4 separate regions of the Homo sapiens genome follow, and regions 1, 2 and 3 are each linked to region 4. The links are chromatin contacts, found by Hi-C or POLR2A ChIA-PET in ENCODE. All regions are on one chromosome and are shown on one strand. Each heading gives the region's core, a stretch centred on a gene start or an enhancer-like site at or near the end of the contact. The rest is flanking DNA. Distances are from core to core; before and after follow the strand shown.

The links. Hi-C counts contacts between places; a loop is a spot of excess contacts on that map. ChIA-PET counts read pairs that join two places held with the same protein, here RNA polymerase II (POLR2A). Pooled maps may share reads with other maps.
Region 1: a loop to region 4 is called in a map of CD8-positive, alpha-beta T cell, with 11 times the contacts of the local background. The contact joins the promoter of RPS3 here to the promoter of COA4 in region 4. A Hi-C loop is called at or near these places in 2 of 168 maps with a recorded cell type or tissue (CD8-positive, alpha-beta T cell and sciatic nerve) and 6 of 50 pooled maps.
Region 2: a map of CD8-positive, alpha-beta T cell shows a loop between it and region 4 (4-fold over the local background). The contact joins the promoter of XNDC1N here to the promoter of COA4 in region 4. A Hi-C loop is called at or near these places in 2 of 168 maps with a recorded cell type or tissue (CD8-positive, alpha-beta T cell and naive thymus-derived CD4-positive, alpha-beta T cell) and 7 of 50 pooled maps.
Region 3: a pooled map shows a loop between it and region 4 (5-fold over the local background). The contact joins the enhancer-like site here to the promoter of COA4 in region 4. A Hi-C loop is called at or near these places in 1 of 168 maps with a recorded cell type or tissue (CD4-positive, alpha-beta memory T cell) and 4 of 50 pooled maps. POLR2A ChIA-PET finds 5 or more read pairs at or near these places in 1 of 52 experiments (Caco-2).

Annotation. Positions count from the first base shown.
Region 1 is chr11:75,396,851-75,400,790 of GRCh38, forward strand. RPS3 (ribosomal protein S3) reads left to right here and starts at 2,668. Exons shown (of 7, transcript NM_001005.5): 1 at 2,668-2,727; 2 at 3,844-3,940. The coding sequence starts at 2,698. It overlaps SNORD15A (small nucleolar RNA, C/D box 15A), which reads left to right and starts at 3,541; the gene lies at 3,541-3,688. RefSeq lists enhancers at 2,645-3,004, 3,231-3,940.
Region 2 is chr11:71,926,663-71,930,151 of GRCh38, forward strand. It overlaps XNDC1N (XRCC1 N-terminal domain containing 1, N-terminal like), which reads right to left and starts at 1,932. Exons shown (of 6, transcript NM_001375847.2): 1 at 1,703-1,932. It overlaps RNF121 (ring finger protein 121), which reads left to right and starts at 2,384. Exons shown (of 9, transcript NM_018320.5): 1 at 2,384-2,462. The coding sequence starts at 2,400. XNDC1N-ZNF705EP-ALG1L9P (XNDC1N-ZNF705EP-ALG1L9P readthrough) reads right to left here and starts at 1,932. Exons shown (of 11, transcript NR_172895.1): 1 at 1,703-1,932. RefSeq lists an enhancer at 1,765-2,074.
Region 3 is chr11:72,735,666-72,739,657 of GRCh38, forward strand. All of the region lies in intron 1 of ARAP1 (ArfGAP with RhoGAP domain, ankyrin repeat and PH domain 1), which reads right to left. Among named protein-coding and RNA genes, the nearest start is that of ARAP1, 15 kb to the right of the region's middle. RefSeq lists enhancers at 1,025-1,204, 1,375-1,474. Within about 2 kb of position 2,651, at least 17 of the 41 ENCODE cell types and tissues checked have a DNase peak (open chromatin) inside an H3K27ac peak, as active enhancers do.
Region 4 is chr11:73,874,307-73,878,262 of GRCh38, forward strand. COA4 (cytochrome c oxidase assembly factor 4 homolog) reads right to left here and starts at 2,540. Exons shown (of 2, transcript NM_016565.3): 1 at 2,451-2,540. It overlaps PAAF1 (proteasomal ATPase associated factor 1), which reads left to right and starts at 2,693. Exons shown (of 12, transcript NM_025155.3): 1 at 2,693-2,762. The coding sequence starts at 2,716. RefSeq lists enhancers at 2,791-2,840, 2,861-2,930.

The DNA of each region.
Region 1 (3,940 bases), core at 1,418-3,917, 1.5 Mb after region 4:
TTTCTTTGAGACGGGGTCTCGCTCTGTCACCCAGACTGGAGGGCAGTGGCTTTGACCATGGCTTACTGCAATTCCACCTCTCGGGTTCAAGTGACTCTCATGCCTCAGCCTCCCAAGTAGCTGGGATTACAGGCGTGCACCACCACACTAGGCTAATTTTTGTATTTTTAGTAGAGATGGGGTTTCACTATGCTGGCCAGGCTGGTCTCAAACTCACGACCTCAGGTGATCCACCTGCCTCGGCCTCCCAAAGTGCTGGGATTACAGGCATGAGCCACCGCGCCCATCCACTTTTTGTCATCTTCCCTGGTCCCTCTGCTCAGCAACCACAGAACTCTGTTAATTCCGTGATTATAGGACAGGTCACTTTACATCAGAGTTGTTTTAGAGCTGGAGTTAAACACTCCAATGGCTTCTAGGACCAGAAAATAACTGAGTGGTGCTGCCAGGGAGTGTGGCACCTTGGAAAGACTCTTTTTGTGTAACAGGAAAGGAGAGCACTGCCCATGAAGAAATGTGGGTTCACTATTTTGCTAGATATTTCTATATCCTTAAGAAAAACCTAAAATAGTTTTAGAGAGAAATACCCTGACTTTTAAATGAAGAAAACTATTCAAACTTAAAATAAAACTGTTGGCTGGGTGCGGTGGCTCACGCCTGTAATCCCAGCACTTTTGGAGGCCGAGGTGGGCGGATCACAAGGTTAGGAGTTCAAGACAAGCCTGGCCAACATAGTGAAACCCTATCTCTACTAAAAATATGAAAATTAGCTGGACATGGCGGTGCTTGCCTGTAGTCCCAGCTACTCAGGAGGCTGAGGCAGGAGAATCGCTTGAACCCGGGAGGTGGAGGTTACGGTGAGCGGCGATCGCACCACTGCACTCCAGCTTAGGCAACAGAGTAAGACTTCGTCTCAAAAATAAATAAATAAATAAAATAAAACTGTTATTGAAGTGTTTAGGGGTAAAGTTTACCAATGTCTGCAACTTACTTTGAAATGCCTCAAAAGATGTATTGGTGGGTGGCTACAGGGATGAGTAGATCCACGATAAAGCAACAGCAAAATATTAATTGTAGCATCATTCTCAATTCCCCCTCAGCTTGGTGATGCATACACGTACAGTTTTTTCAACTGTTCTGTAAGCTTCATTAAAAAATGAAGGGACATTTTTAATTTTTTATTTTTTTTAGACTGAGTCTCACTCTGTTGCCCGGGCTGAGTGCAGTGGCACAATCACGGCTCACTGCAGCCTAGACCTCCTGTACTCAAGCAATCCTCTCACATCTCCCTCCAGAGTAGCTGGGACTACAGGCACACACCACCACACCTGGATAATTTTCTTTTTTCACTTTTCATAGAGATGAGGGTGTCTCATTCTGTTGCCCAGACTGGTCTCAAACTTCTGGCCTCAAGCTATCCACTTGCCTTGGCCTCCCAAAGTGCTAAGATTACAGGCCTGAGCCACTGCACCTGGCTAGAATTTTTTTTAATTGAAAAAGAAGGCCAGGCACGGTGGCTCATGCCTGTAATCCCAGCACTCTGGGAGGCTAAGGCAGGTGGATCACTTGAGGTCAGGAGTTCAAGACCAGCCTGGCCAACATAGTGAAACTTCATCTCTACTAAAAATACAAAAATTAGCTGGGTGTGGTGGTGTGCACCTGTAATCCCAGCTACTCAGGAGGCCAAGGCAGAAGAATCACTTGAACCTGGGAAGTGGAGGTTGCAGGGAGCTGAGATCGTACTACTGCACTCCAGCTTGGGCAACCGGAGAGAAAAGAAAGAAAGGAGAGAAAGAGAGAGAGAAAGAGAGAGGAAGGAAGGAAGGAAGGAAGGAAGGGCGGGCCCATGGGACCTTCTGGGACTTCTGTTACAAATTGTAATGGACTTGATGAAAGTAAGGTGGGGTAAATGAGAACAACATAAAGGACACAGAACGCAGTCCCTAGGACACTTAGTAAGTATCAGGTTTTATTATTATCATTTGGAATGGAGGAAATGGGTACAGACTGGGGGACATGAGTTGTTTTGTTTGTTTGTTTGTTTGTTTGTTTGAGACAGAGTCTCACTCTGTGGTCCAGGCTAGAGTGCAGTGGTAGGATCTTGGCCCACTGCAACCTCCATCTCCCAGGTCCAAGCAATCCTCCCACCTCAGCCTCCCGAGTAGCTGGGATTACAGGTGCCCGACACCACTCCCAGCTAATTTTTCTATTTTTAGTAGAGACGGGGTTTCACCATGTTCGCCAGGCTAATCTCGAACTCCTGACCTCAAGTAATCCGCCCGCCTTGGCCTCCCAAAGAGGAGTCTTAAATGAGTTTCACTGAGGGATTTCAGCAGATTTTCATTACAGTGTCCACCCTGAAAGTGTAGGGGCCAGAGTTCCACGCTGGTTAATCTCTCTTGCTGTGTGAACTTATACCTGTAATTTCCACCTCTGCACCTCACATTGCTTGTTTTGAAACTATGAGAATTGAACTCTAAGGTCCCCTGAAGTTTAGAAGTCCTGCTGGATGAAGCCCCTTTCCTGTTCCTGCCTACATTCTTCTTTCCCTGGACGCCTTACTTACGTAAAAACTACATTTCCCATGAGCACCCACAGGCGTGCACGCAGCGCAGCCCTCCGTCGTCGCTCGCGCCCTTTATACTCACTTCCGCCCGCGAGCCACTTCCTTTCCTTTCAGCGGAGCGCGGCGGCAAGATGGCAGTGCAAATATCCAAGAAGAGGAAGGTGAGCCTCTGGGGACTGGGTTCGGAGAACGACGGCGCCGCGCGGGTCGAGGGCTTCTCGGGGTGCCACCGCGAGGCCTGCAGCTCCGTGGCCTGCCCTGGAAGCGGCCTAGGCTTCCTGGCGTTCCTGCGGGCCGCGGATGGCGGTGGATTGAGTGAGAGGCCCCAGCCAGGAGGGCGCTGTGTGGCCGGGTTCCAAGTGAAGCGCAGAGAGATGGGCACCAGGCGCCCCTTCTGTCCCGGAGAAGGCGTTTGTGAGCATTTGTCGGTCAACGGAATTAGTAAACGTGGTATTTTGAGGGCGTGTGTCATTTCCCTCATGTCTTATCCCGTGGTTTTGGGAAGAGAAGGCAGCAGTGTATTCTTGCCTTAACTGGTCGTTTCTGGGTACAGTCCGCTGGCCCCAGGACCTCAACTTGAAGGGTTGCTGACGGTTGCTTGCTCCGTCTGGGGACCCCGGGAGGAAGCTGCCTCGGATTTAACGCCTTGTCATTACATGGGATAGAACTGTGTAAAAATCATTAGCTTTAAAAATAGACAGTTTGTCATTTCGTATATACACTTCGATGTCAAAATTAAATCCACAACTTCTCGAGAGTTAGGATTTGCCAGCTCTGTTGGTACCGTAAAGCCAAATAACATGGCTGGGATTCTTTAGACGGTGCAGGTTGTGTCTACAAGTGAGAGAGCTTATATGTTAAGTCTACTATCTATTCCTTAACAGTGACAAGTACAGTGTCTTTGCTGTGCTGAATGAAGTGTAAATAGGCCATTAGAGCAGTTTCTTGTTTTGCATGTGGAACTGTTTTAAACCCTTCGATGAAGAGATGATGACGAGTCTGACTTGGGGATGTTCTCTTTGCCCAGGTGGCCTACTCTGTGCTGCGTTCTGTGGCACAGTTTAAAGAGCCCTGGTTGAAGTAATTTCCTAAAGATGACTTAGAGGCATTTGTCTGAGAAGGGTTGCTGCACTCCTGTTGGAACAAGGGTTTGGAACCATTGGTTGGAGGTATTTAGTTTTGGTGAGGGATGCATTGACTAATAAGACTAGACTGGCTCAGGCGAAAGTGAGCCTACACCGATCTCCTAATTTTGAACTTTGCTTTGTTTGGATTAGTTTGTCGCTGATGGCATCTTCAAAGCTGAACTGAATGAGTTTCTTACTCGGGAGCTGGCTGAAGATGGCTACTCTGGAGTTGAGGTGCGAGTTACAC
Region 2 (3,489 bases), core at 682-3,181, 1.9 Mb before region 4:
GGTTGACGTGGGTGGATCACTTGAGGTCAGGAGTTTGAGACCAGCCTGGCCAACATGGTGAAACCCTGTCTCTACTCAAAATACAAAAATTAGCTGGGTGTGGTGGCACATGCCTGTAATCCCAGCTACTGAGGAGGCTGAGGCAGGAGAATCACTTGAACCCGGGAGGCAAAGGTTGCAGTGAGCCAAGATCACCCCTCTGTACTCCAGCCTGGGTGACAAAGTGAGATTCTGTCTCAAAAAATGAAATAAAATAAAATAAAATAAAATAAAATAAAATAAAAGACAAATAATTATACCTAAAAGGCTGGGTACAGTGGCTCACGCCTGTAATCTCAACACTTTGGGAGGCGGAGGCTCAGGAGGATTGCTTGAACCCAGGAGTTCAAGACCAGCAACATAGTGGGACCCCATCTCCACAAAATATTTTTAAAAATTAGCCAGGTGTGGTGGCACATGCCTATAGTCCCAGGTACTCACAAGGTTGAGGTGGGAGAATTGCTTGAGCCTGGGAGATGAGACTACAGTGAGCAGTTATCACGCCACTGCACTCCAGCCTGGGCGACAGAGCCGGACCCTGTATCACTCAGGCTGGGCACAGTGGTTCACACCTGTAATCCCAGCACTTTGGGAGGCCGAGGCGGGTGGATCACTTAAGGTCAGGAGTTCGAGACCATGGCCATGACCCCATCTCTGCTAAAAATATGAAATTTCCCCAGGCGTGGTGGCGCGTACGTAGTCCCAGCTATTTGGGAGGCTGAGACATGAGAATCGTTTGAACCCAGTAGGCGGAGGCTGCAGTGAGCCCAGATTGAACCAGTGCATTCCAGCCTTGGTAACACAGCGAGACACCGTTTCAAAGAAAAAAAAAAAGCACTCAGATTAAAAAACAAAATGAAACACAATACAATACTATATAGTCATGGCTACATATAATTATTAAAAATGGACTGGGAGAACACAAGCTAATTCTAATTCATAATAGTTGCTTCTGGAGAGGATGAGAGGGTAATAGGCTTGAGAGTAGAAAAAACAGGTAAGTTTAACTTTTATTGTATTATCTAGCTTTTAAAAAATAAGCAAATAAATCATAATGCCAGTAGTCAATTTAGGGTGATGGGTGTACAGTATTTACAATATTCTCCGTATTAAGTGTCACAAAATAAAAATGATTATTTTTAAGTAAATGGGATGCCTGTGGATGATGTAGATAATTCCCTGTAATTTTCTGTTGGTCCCAATGTAAAGCTGACTTTTCTAGACGTTCTGTGGGCTCACAGGCCATCCTAGTTCCATTCACCAGACAGATCCAGGCGGACGCCCAGAGGCGTGTGAGCTGGGGCTACAGGCTTGCAAGGTATCGAGTTCACCGGCTGCTGAAAAATCAGTTATGAAGGTATACGTAGGGGTGGGACAGTGAATGGTGTATAAAAAGGAGGGTAAGGCAGAAGCTGGGGCCGCAGGATGTGGGTTAGAAAAGTGTGCCGAGGTGTGTGAACTGGCATGACAGCCTAAGTAAGACGCGGAATGTGGGTGCCCTGGAGGTCCCGCAAGGCTCTTCAGCTCTCAGTTTCGGGAGCTCAAGCCGCACCGCTGCTTTCACAGCTCATCGGGAACAGGCTGCTCAGTTCATTTCCTTGATGGCCACCCTCCTCCCTCTCGGCCACTCCCCTCCCCATCAACAAATCCCAACGCCCCTCACCCGGGACCGTGGACCTCGAGGAGCCACCGTTGCCTCGGATCTCGGACCACCAAACCTATTCTCCCGCCAATTCGGCCTTCTGACCTTCGCCTTCTGACCCCGAGAGCTACTCTTCCGTCTTCCGTAGCACAGGAATGCGTTCTGGGGCTTCAAGAAGCTGCTGTTTTTGAAAATGAGTCCTACCGAGGCAAGATGGCAGGTGCTGCAGCCAGGAAAATACATTTCCGTGTGTTTTAATATTTATTTTCACTCACTACAACTCTTTCGTGGAGGGAGCGGAATTTAAACTTCCGGGTCAGCCTCAGTGCAGCTTGGGAAACGTAGTTCCTAGTCCCCACGTCTCGCTCCTTGGAGCCCAGACTGAGGGAGCGTCGCGAAAGTTGCCCGTTTTGGAACGCTCCCATTTGGCTCTCCAAAGGGAAGAATTGGTTAAATAGTTGCACTGAAAATAATGCGATTCAAATTTCTCATTTTCCAAGAACGCTCCCTTGCTGAAGCTTGCAAGGGCACGGTACTCCCCTCTCCTTGACCCTGAAACGTGCAGCAAGTAGATAACCTCCTGATCCCTGACAGTCTCCGCCTGTGTTGATGCCCCGCCCCCTCTGCTGGAGTCCGAGCCGCCGATTGGCTAGGAGCACTTGAGCAGCGGAAGCAGCTGGCTCGCGCGGGGACTGCGGTGAGGGGGCGAGCCGTGAAGATGGCGGCAGTGGTGGAGGTGGAGGTTGGAGGTGGTGCTGCTGGGGAACGGGAGCTGGATGAGGTAAGCGGAGTTGAGAGACGAGGAGAGACTCAACCTGAGACTGAGGGGAGGGGCAGTGAGGTATCGGGAGGTGGGGGTCTTAGGAGAGAAGGGAAAGATCCTGAGAGGGAAGGAGCTGACTAGGGGGCGGGTGCGTGGAGAGCGAAGTCAGAGGCACTCCTGACTTGGGGACTCCGAGGCGGCCTTGGGAGTAGAAGACTTGCATTAGCCTCAAGGGTGAAGATGGAGGACAGAGAGAGAGGTCGGAGGGGTGGGGGTGTTAAGATTTTGTGATTACTAGCTGGGTGTCTTAGGGTAGGACCGAAGGGCTAAGAGGTAGTTTGAGTTGGAGGGACGTGAATTTCTTCAGGGGAAGGCTGGGCTTCTACTGTGGGAGAGGACTCTGTCTAAGCCTAGGGTGGGGGTTGGGGACACAGACCGGGAAAGAGTGCTAATCCACTAGTAGTATAGCTTTGAGTTATCTTAAAGTTGGAACTGTTTTATTTATCGTTCCATTCTAAGACTTTGTATCTAATGCATGCTCAGTAAAGTTTTGGCCAACGAATGAAGGAACAAGTGGATGAATAAATGATTGTATGCCGGAATTCATGCATTTATTCACTTAATAAACATTATGACTTTTGCTCCGGGTTCTGGGCCAGGTGCTAGGGAGACAAGGGGCCCCTCCGTTGAAGAGCCCACAGTCTAGTGGTGGGAGACAGACAAGAAGACTAGTCATTGCATTAGAGATATAATGGTGGCACTGAGAAGTGTGCAACATTTCAGCTTGGGATAGGGAAGGCTTCCCGGAGTTGCTGAGTTTTAAACGATAAATAAGTGTCTCTCTCTTCTTCTGGATTTATGAGTTCCTTGAAGGTGAGCTCCTTGAGATTGTATGTTCCCTTTACCTATCTAATAGGCATTTAAAGACTGGTGTATTAAAATACCAGTGGTCCTTGAAGGAATCACTAGGAGGAAGGAGATGTTGAGTGTGAAAGGAATGAAGGGACAGGGCAGAGAAGCAGAGACAGAGGTGAAAAGATTCTGA
Region 3 (3,992 bases), core at 1,401-3,900, 1.1 Mb before region 4:
TGATAGATGACGGTCCCAGCAACCCCACTGGAATGACCAGGTCTGGGAAACAGGAAACTACTTATCTCCCTGAGAAAAGCCTGGCTCCCTACTGGGCCTCTCTCAAGTTCCTATTCCTGCACTAAGGGCATCTGGCTAACATCAAAGACACGGTGACTCGGCACTGACACCTCTTTGGAACAGCCATGTTCAAGGCACTGGAAGCATGAACCAGACCTCAGACCTGGACTGGCCCTCCAGGAACCTCAGGCTGGAAGGGATCAGATACCATCAACCAGTGAAAACAGCCCAGGGGGCCCTCAACCAGGCTGAGGTAAGGGAAGGCTTCCCGGAGAAAGCAGCAAATTGAAAAAAGAAGTTCAGAGCAGTGCCCTGCTAAGCCACACTGCAGCCTGAGGCAAAGACAGAATCATCAGTACTGTTCCTCTCTTAATTTAAAATGTTAATGTTTTATATTTTGCTCATCATGGATTTTTGGCATTAATTTTTATTTTTTAAATGGCATTAAATATTATATACCTTGAATACTGACCTTTTTAAAATAAATAGTTATTGCTTTTACATTTTAGTTACCTTTTTTTTTTTTTTTTTGAGACAGGGAAGGTCTCGCTTTGTTGCCCAGGCTGGAGTGCAGTGGCATGATCATGGCTCACTGCAGCCTCAACCTCCTGGGCTCAAGTGATCCTCCCACCTCCCCCTCCCCAGTAGCGGGGACCACAGGATCTCATGACCAAACCCAGCTAATTACTGAGCTTTTTGGTACCCCCTCAAATTCTGCAACAGAGGCAAGTGCCTCACTTGCTCTACCCTAATCCAAGCCCTAGTTTGGAGGTTTAAGCCCCTCAGCTGCTATGACACATCACTGAGTCCTCATCCTCAGGAAGGCAGGGACCTGGCAGAAGGGAGTGTCATCCTGTTGCGACAGCACAGCCAAGAGCTGAGGGGTTTCCCTCCTCTCCACCCTAATGGCCCAATCAGACTTCAGCACCCCCACACCCCCATCCTGCCTCTCCTTCTCTCTCATGTCCCTCCAGCGTCTCTCCACTGTGCCAACTACAGTCCCACCCCCACTCAAAGCCTTTCCATGGTTCCCAGTGCCTTCGAGCACTCCTTGGTCTGTCATTCAACTTCATCCAGCTCTGACGTTTACAGACGAAGAAACAAACACCCACAGGGAGGAAGTGACTTGCTCAAGTTGTCAGTGACATACCCCAACCCCCAGCCAGGCTGGGCTGGCCCTGTCCATGACTTCCTCCATGTCACTTCTCACAGTAGGCACTGGCCTGGCAAACAGGGAGCCCCCAAAGTTGTCTGCTGACAATGAGTGAGTAAACCACATCCTCCCATCTTCAGGTGGCTCCAGGCCAGCTCCTCCAAAAAGTCTGCCCTGACTGCCCCCTCAAGCTCCTAGTCCTCTGAGGCTGAGCCCCATATCTCGGCACTGCTTCTGCTCTCTCTTTGGTTGCTTGTTTTGTGGGGGTCCACCTCCACCCAATCCCCCATGTATCCTGGAGTATCCTGAGAGTCCATACCCCTTCTTATCTCCTCTGCTGTCCACAGTGGTGCCCAGGACCTGGCTGGGCTCACAGGTGCACTCAGTCCCAGTCCAGAGGTAAGGGTCGCCTGGAATCTCTAATCCTTGTCAGCCAGTCCTTCTTCACGTCTGGCTTGAGTACTTCTTGCTGGAACCAAAACTTTTGCCCTTCTGTCCTCTACCTACCATTTCAACCCCAAGGTCAGAGTTCAAATCTCATCACCCCTTCTCTGTCCCAGCCCAGCAACTCCATGGTAATATCTCTACCCACTACTGACTAGTGACCTGTTTCACCGGCCCAGCAAGAAGATGACCCAGAGCCTTAGCCAAAGACAGGCACCCTCCAGCTTCCTTCTTTCCCTAAATGCACACCATTTGGCAACCATGTGCCCAGCCCCTGCTAGATTTTCTCCTTCATCTCATTTGTTCTTTTTTTTTTTTTTGAAACAGGGTCACTCTGTCACCCAGGCTGGAGTGCAGTGGTGTGATCTCAGCTCACTGCAACCTCAGCCTCCTGGGCTCAAGTGATCCTCCTACCTCAGCCTCTCCAGAGTAGCTGGGACTACAGGGGCATGCACCATGCCTGGCTAATATTTGTACTTTTTGTAGAGATGGGGTTTTGCCACGTTGCCCAGGCTGGTCTCGAACTCCTGAGTTCATGCGAGCTTCCCCTCTTGGCCTCCCAAAGTGCTGGGAGTACAGGCGTGAGCCACCGCACCCAGTCCCTCATTTGTTCTTATAACAACCCTAAGGCCTGTGATTCTTCTCTATGTCAATGTCATGGAAGCTGTGTGAGGTAGAAACTCACCAGGTCACCTGCTGGAGCTCACGGGGCCTTCAGAGGACGTGACTGCTTCTGTCTGGTGAAGTAAGGGAGGCTTCTAGAAGGAACCCCTGACTTGGGCCTTGAAGGATAAGTAGGAGGTGGCCAGGTGGAGGCCATTCCAGGCAAAGGGGACTGGGTGTGCAAAGCCCAGGGACAGAAAAGGACCTGGTGAATTTGGTGACAGGAGATGTCAGTGGGGTGGGAACAGAAGATGTTTAGAGAGAAAGGCTCAATGGCTGGCCCTCCGTCACCTGCATAGTCTGCTGACCGTGTGGGTGTGGCTCTCTCTTGAGGCCTCCCTGAGCCTGTTTTGCATTCTGATTTGCATGAGTCAGCCCTGGATCAGGGCAGCCTTAAAGGTCCTAACCCTTTCCACACCCAGCTCTGGAGTCCTCTTGGCCAGGCCGCCTCCCCTGATTGCATCCTCAGCTCCCCTCCGCACAGGCCTCTGCCCTGGGTTCAAGGAAAGACCTAGCCCTATGGGGAGCAAGGAGGGGAGGAAGGCAGGCTAGGGGTCCTAACTGAGGCCTCAGCTTGTCCACCACCACCTCCCTTATACAGCCTCATCCCCTACCCTGGGCCCAGCTGTCCCAGCACAGGCAGGCAGGGCAGCGACCCCAGCATCCAGACCTCAGGAAACTCCTCGGAGCTCCCCAACAGGAACCAAGAACATACACAGCCAGCTCTGGCCAGGCCTGGGTCTACAAACCACACCCCACTGGTACCACAAATGCACACCTCACACTACCTCAAGGGCCACACATCTCCCAGGGCCACACACACCTACCACCCCACCCAATGGCCACACCTCAGATCTGCCCTTTCCCACCACACACAGCTCCTACCAGCAATTCAACTGTGTGCAACAACCCCACAGCCCAATACCCCACCCTTGGCCCCCTCCCCGGCCCAGTCACCAGGTGATACCTCTGCATAGGGCCTCTTCGGTCTGCTGCCCTCCTGGGCCTTCTCCAGGCTCCGCTCACTCAGGCAAGAGTGTTAGAGGCACTTCCGCAGATATGAGGAACTAGTGGGGGCTGGGTTCCCAGCCCAGAGGGTGCAGAAGTGGCCCCCACGCCTCTGCAGAAGCCACCTCCCTCCAGCCCTGCCAGGAAAGGCAGCAGGTACAGCCTTCGAGTGGGCAGCTGACCGATCTCTGGGCCAAGCAGCCTATTTTCCATCTCTCGGGGACTGGTGGCCACCACATAACAGTCTCAGGAAGGCACACTGGGGTCTCCTGTCCTACCCCAGGCCGCATCTCTGCCCTATAACTCTCCCTGGCACCAGGAGATTCCTGTCCTGGCCCATGTGTGGTGTGGCCTGTCTTCTGGGGTCTCCGGAGTGCTGGTGGCTGATGGGGAGCAGCCCCTCAGGGCAGTGAGGACTGAGTGGGACCCCAGAGCCGGGGGAATGAAGAGCTGCCTCAGCTTGCTGGTGGGGAGTTGGGGGTCTATCAGCAATGTCCCTCGGCTCCAGGCCTGGGCCCCCTCCCCACCCAGTATGCAAGGCAAGTCTGGTTCCAGTCCTGGCTCCACCATTTCTTGTCTGAAGCCTGGGGCAAGTCACATCACATTCTGAGCCTCAGTTTCCCCTCCACAAAGTAGAGCTGTCACTCCCTGCCTCCTAGAGCCT
Region 4 (3,956 bases), core at 1,290-3,789:
GTGGTGGCATATGCCTGTAATGCCAGCTACTCAGGAGGCTGAAGCAGGAGAGCCGAGGTTGAACTCGGGAGGCGGAGGTTGCGGAGAGCCGAGATCACACCATTGCACTCCAGCCTGGGCAATAAGAGCAAAACTCCATCTCAAAAAAAAAGAAAAAAGAAAAAAAATGTAAAAATTAGCTGGGCATAGTGGCACACACTTGTAGTCCCAGGTACTCAAGAGGCTGAAGAGGGAGAATCCTTTGAGCCCAGGAGTTCAAAGGCTGCAGTGAGCTATGATGGTGCCACTGTACTCCAGCTTAGGTGACATAGTGAGACCCTGTTTCAAATAAATAACCTTTCTTCTTTTATCCTACTAGCCTTATTCTATGCTGAAGAACAAAGTTTAAAAAGTGAAAGAGGCTGGGTGCAGTGGCTCACACATGTAATCCCAGCAATTTGGGAGCCCGAGGCAGATGGATCATAAGGTCAGAAGTTCAAGACCAGCCTGGCCGGGATGATGAAACCCCGTCTCTACTAAAAATACAAAAATTAGGCGGGCGTGATGGCAGGCACCTGTAATCCCAGCTACTCGGGAGGCTCAGGCAGGAGAATCGCTTTAACCCAAGGGGCGGAGGTTGTAGTGAGCCAAAGATCGTGCCACTGCACTCCAGCCTGGGTGACAGAGTGAGACTCCATCTCCAAAACAAACAAACAAACAAAGTGAAAGAGTGCCCAAATATGGGTAGGTTTTGACACATGGGAAGGATGGAAAGAGTTCACTGTGGCTGTAGCATACAGTATGCAGAAACCTGGCCTCTGGGTCTATAAGGTGAGATGGCTTTGTAAACTATACAAAAATGTGAGGTGTATTTATTTGCCCAAACTGTCTTGCCCGTCTGCATCAGAACACTCAGCAGAAAGCAGCATACAGAAGGAACTTAAGGTTTGAAGAGAAATGACTTCAGCCTTTGCAAAAATTTCACCATGATGGGCTGTAAAGCAACTAGGACTCCTTATTGCCTTAACTGTGTCTCTCATTCACTCAACAAATGATTAAGTACCTATCATGTACCAGGCACTATGCTAGTGCTGAGGATTCAAGACTGTCTAAGTCAGTTAAGTTCCTGGCTTCATGGAGTTTACAACCTAGACAAGGAAACAGGGCAGTTTACTACACAGTGTACAGATAGCAAAGACTGGGACCACAGTGGAGGGATGCCTAATCCAGACAAGGGCAGGAATAGGCAGGGAAGGCTTCCTAGAGGAAGTGATTTCCAAGCTGAAACTTGACAGATGGAACAGAAGTTAGCCAGAGATGGGAAAACTATTTTTGGTCAATGGAAGAGCAGGTGGTTGAGATAGAATCTGACACATGAGAGCAAAAAAAAAAAAAAGTTCAGTGATGGGAGAATACAGTGTGAGAATAAGACAATATTAAACTGGCGATATAAGTAAGTGATCATCACAAGGCTTTGTAGGACATAGTAGGGAGTTTAAGACTTTTTATTCTGAGGGCAATGGGGAATCACAAGAGGGAGTTAGGCACTTTACACAACTCATTTGCCTTGGAGGCGGTATAACTTAAGCAAGAGGGAGAAAATGGGCTTTGAAACAGACTTGGACCTAGCTTTGTCACTGCCTCATTTGGTGCCCTTGGACACATCATTTAATAACCTCTCTGGAAGCACAGAGATGAAGCCGGGTGCCATGGCTCACGCCTGTAATCCCAACACTGGGAGGCTGAGGCGGGAGGATGGTTTGCGCCCAGCCTGGGCAACACTGTGAGCCGTGATCACGCCACTGCATTCCAGCCTGGGTTACAGCGGGAGACCCTGTCTCAAAAAAAAAAAAAAAGAAAAAAAAAAAGGTAAGGTTTGTAAGGAGGCTGGTATGTCTAAAGAGTTCAATAAATGATAGTTTTCTCTTCCTAAATACACTGTTAACTCTTTAAATAGGGCCAGGAGCAAATAATTTAGAGAAAGAACAGTGGAATAGAAAGTGCCTTGATCCTAAACCAAGAGATCCGTGTTCAAATCCCAGCACTACGCCTTACTATGTAATCTTTTTCATTTTAGTTTTCCCATTAATAATATTTAATTCGCACAATTAGAATGAAGATTAATATAACGAATGAAAAGCGCTTGGGCTACTATAGGACTCAGTAAATGCTGCTGTACTCTCCTCTCACCACCTTTTGGCTTCAGTCTCCTCTGGAGTAAAATGACGACGACCCCTGCTCAGAGATCAGGGTAGGCTAGATGGTTGGCAGCTGGATCGTGGAGGCTGGCCTAAACAAGGAAGTCATGGAAAGGATCTTAAAGCAGAAAAATGCTGGCAGCCACGAGGCCTGAGGCGCCTCAGGCGTATCGAGGACTTTGAACTTTGAGGACGCATGCGCGCGCGCGGCCGCTGATCGCAGCCCCGTTGTGCCCGCAACGCCTCCTGAAGAACGCGGTACGCGATGCTCACCGAACAGGTGGGAGAAGAGGGCCCGAACGCACGCTCCTACGCGGCGGCTTGGGTTTCGCAGGCGGTTGGGGATCCTCTGTACATCCTTTCAGGAACCAGCCCCTCGTGGGGAGCGTGCACACGGAAGGGGCGGGGAATGTGAAAAAGTCACGTTTTCATTGGTGGCCTCTTGGTGTTGAGCCCACCTCTGTCCTCGCCGCACGCTTCTCGGGGACTCACTTCCGGGAAGGGGCGGAAGAGGTGGGCTGGTGGAGGCGGGGTCGAGATGGCGGCGCCTTTGAGGATTCAGAGCGACTGGGCGCAAGCCCTCAGGTGAATCCAGGCCCAGAACAGAGTCAGAGGAGGCGGGTAGTGGATGTTGCTTTGCGTCAAGGAGAGCCATGCCTGGTCCAGGATATCAATAGGGGTTACTTCGTCAATTGTCGAGGGATATGGAGGGAACAGGGTCCGGAAAAAGAAGTATCAAACCCGTATGGTCATTCTCTGAAAAGCTATCCCTAGGCCAAGGGAGCACATGAGCTGTGTGATCCCCGCGTCAGAACTAGTATCAGTGAGTTGGAGAAAGACAGGGATACTGGGAGGCAGGAAGGCTTTTGGCCAAGCAGTCATTTAGCAAATATTGATTAGTCGTCAGTTACTTCCAGAAGTCTCTGTACTCACCACCACTTTGTGTATGTGATGGAACCTTTGTATTCTCCTAGGCCCCTAATGCTATATTAGGCATACTGGACGATACTATTAAGGAAACTAATACTGTGTCCAGGCCCCATACTGGATGCTTGGTGGAGCTCAGATGTATACTCTAAATATAAGTGATGGTTCCTGCTCTTCAAGAAGCTGACATCCAGGCCAGGCGCAGTGGCTCATGCCTGTAATCCCAGCACTTTGGAAAACTGAGATTGGTGGATCAGTTGAGGTCAGAAGTTCGAGACCAGCCTGACCAACATGGTGAAACTCCGTCTCTACTAAAAATACAGAAATTAGTCGGGCTTGGTGGTGGGCGCCTATAATCCCAGCTACTCGGGAGGCTGAGGCAGGAGAATCGGTTGAACCCAGGAGGTGGAGGTTGCAGTGAGCCGAGATTGCACCACTGCACTCCAGCCTGGGTGACAGAGCGATACTCATCTCAAAAAAGAAGAAAAGCTGACGTCTTAATTAGGAATACACAGCAAACTATTCATTCATCTAACATTTATTGATCTTATACTATTCCAGTTATTTCTCTAGGCTTCAGGATGAATATAGCAGTGCTATATTTGGCAACTGCTACTACTAATAAGGGTTTTTCAAATTGAAACAATGGTGAAGATGAATGAAACATAGCCTTCTGCATTTAAGAAATTTACACCTTACTAAATTTATACCTTACTTAATTTAGGTGGGCTAAAATACAGACTAGTTGCTAGTACACAGAATGTGATAAGTAATAAAGAACAATAACATGAAGTGCCACTAGCTACCTATGAGAAAATACAGCACCAGAATCAGAAGGCTTAATTTGCCCAA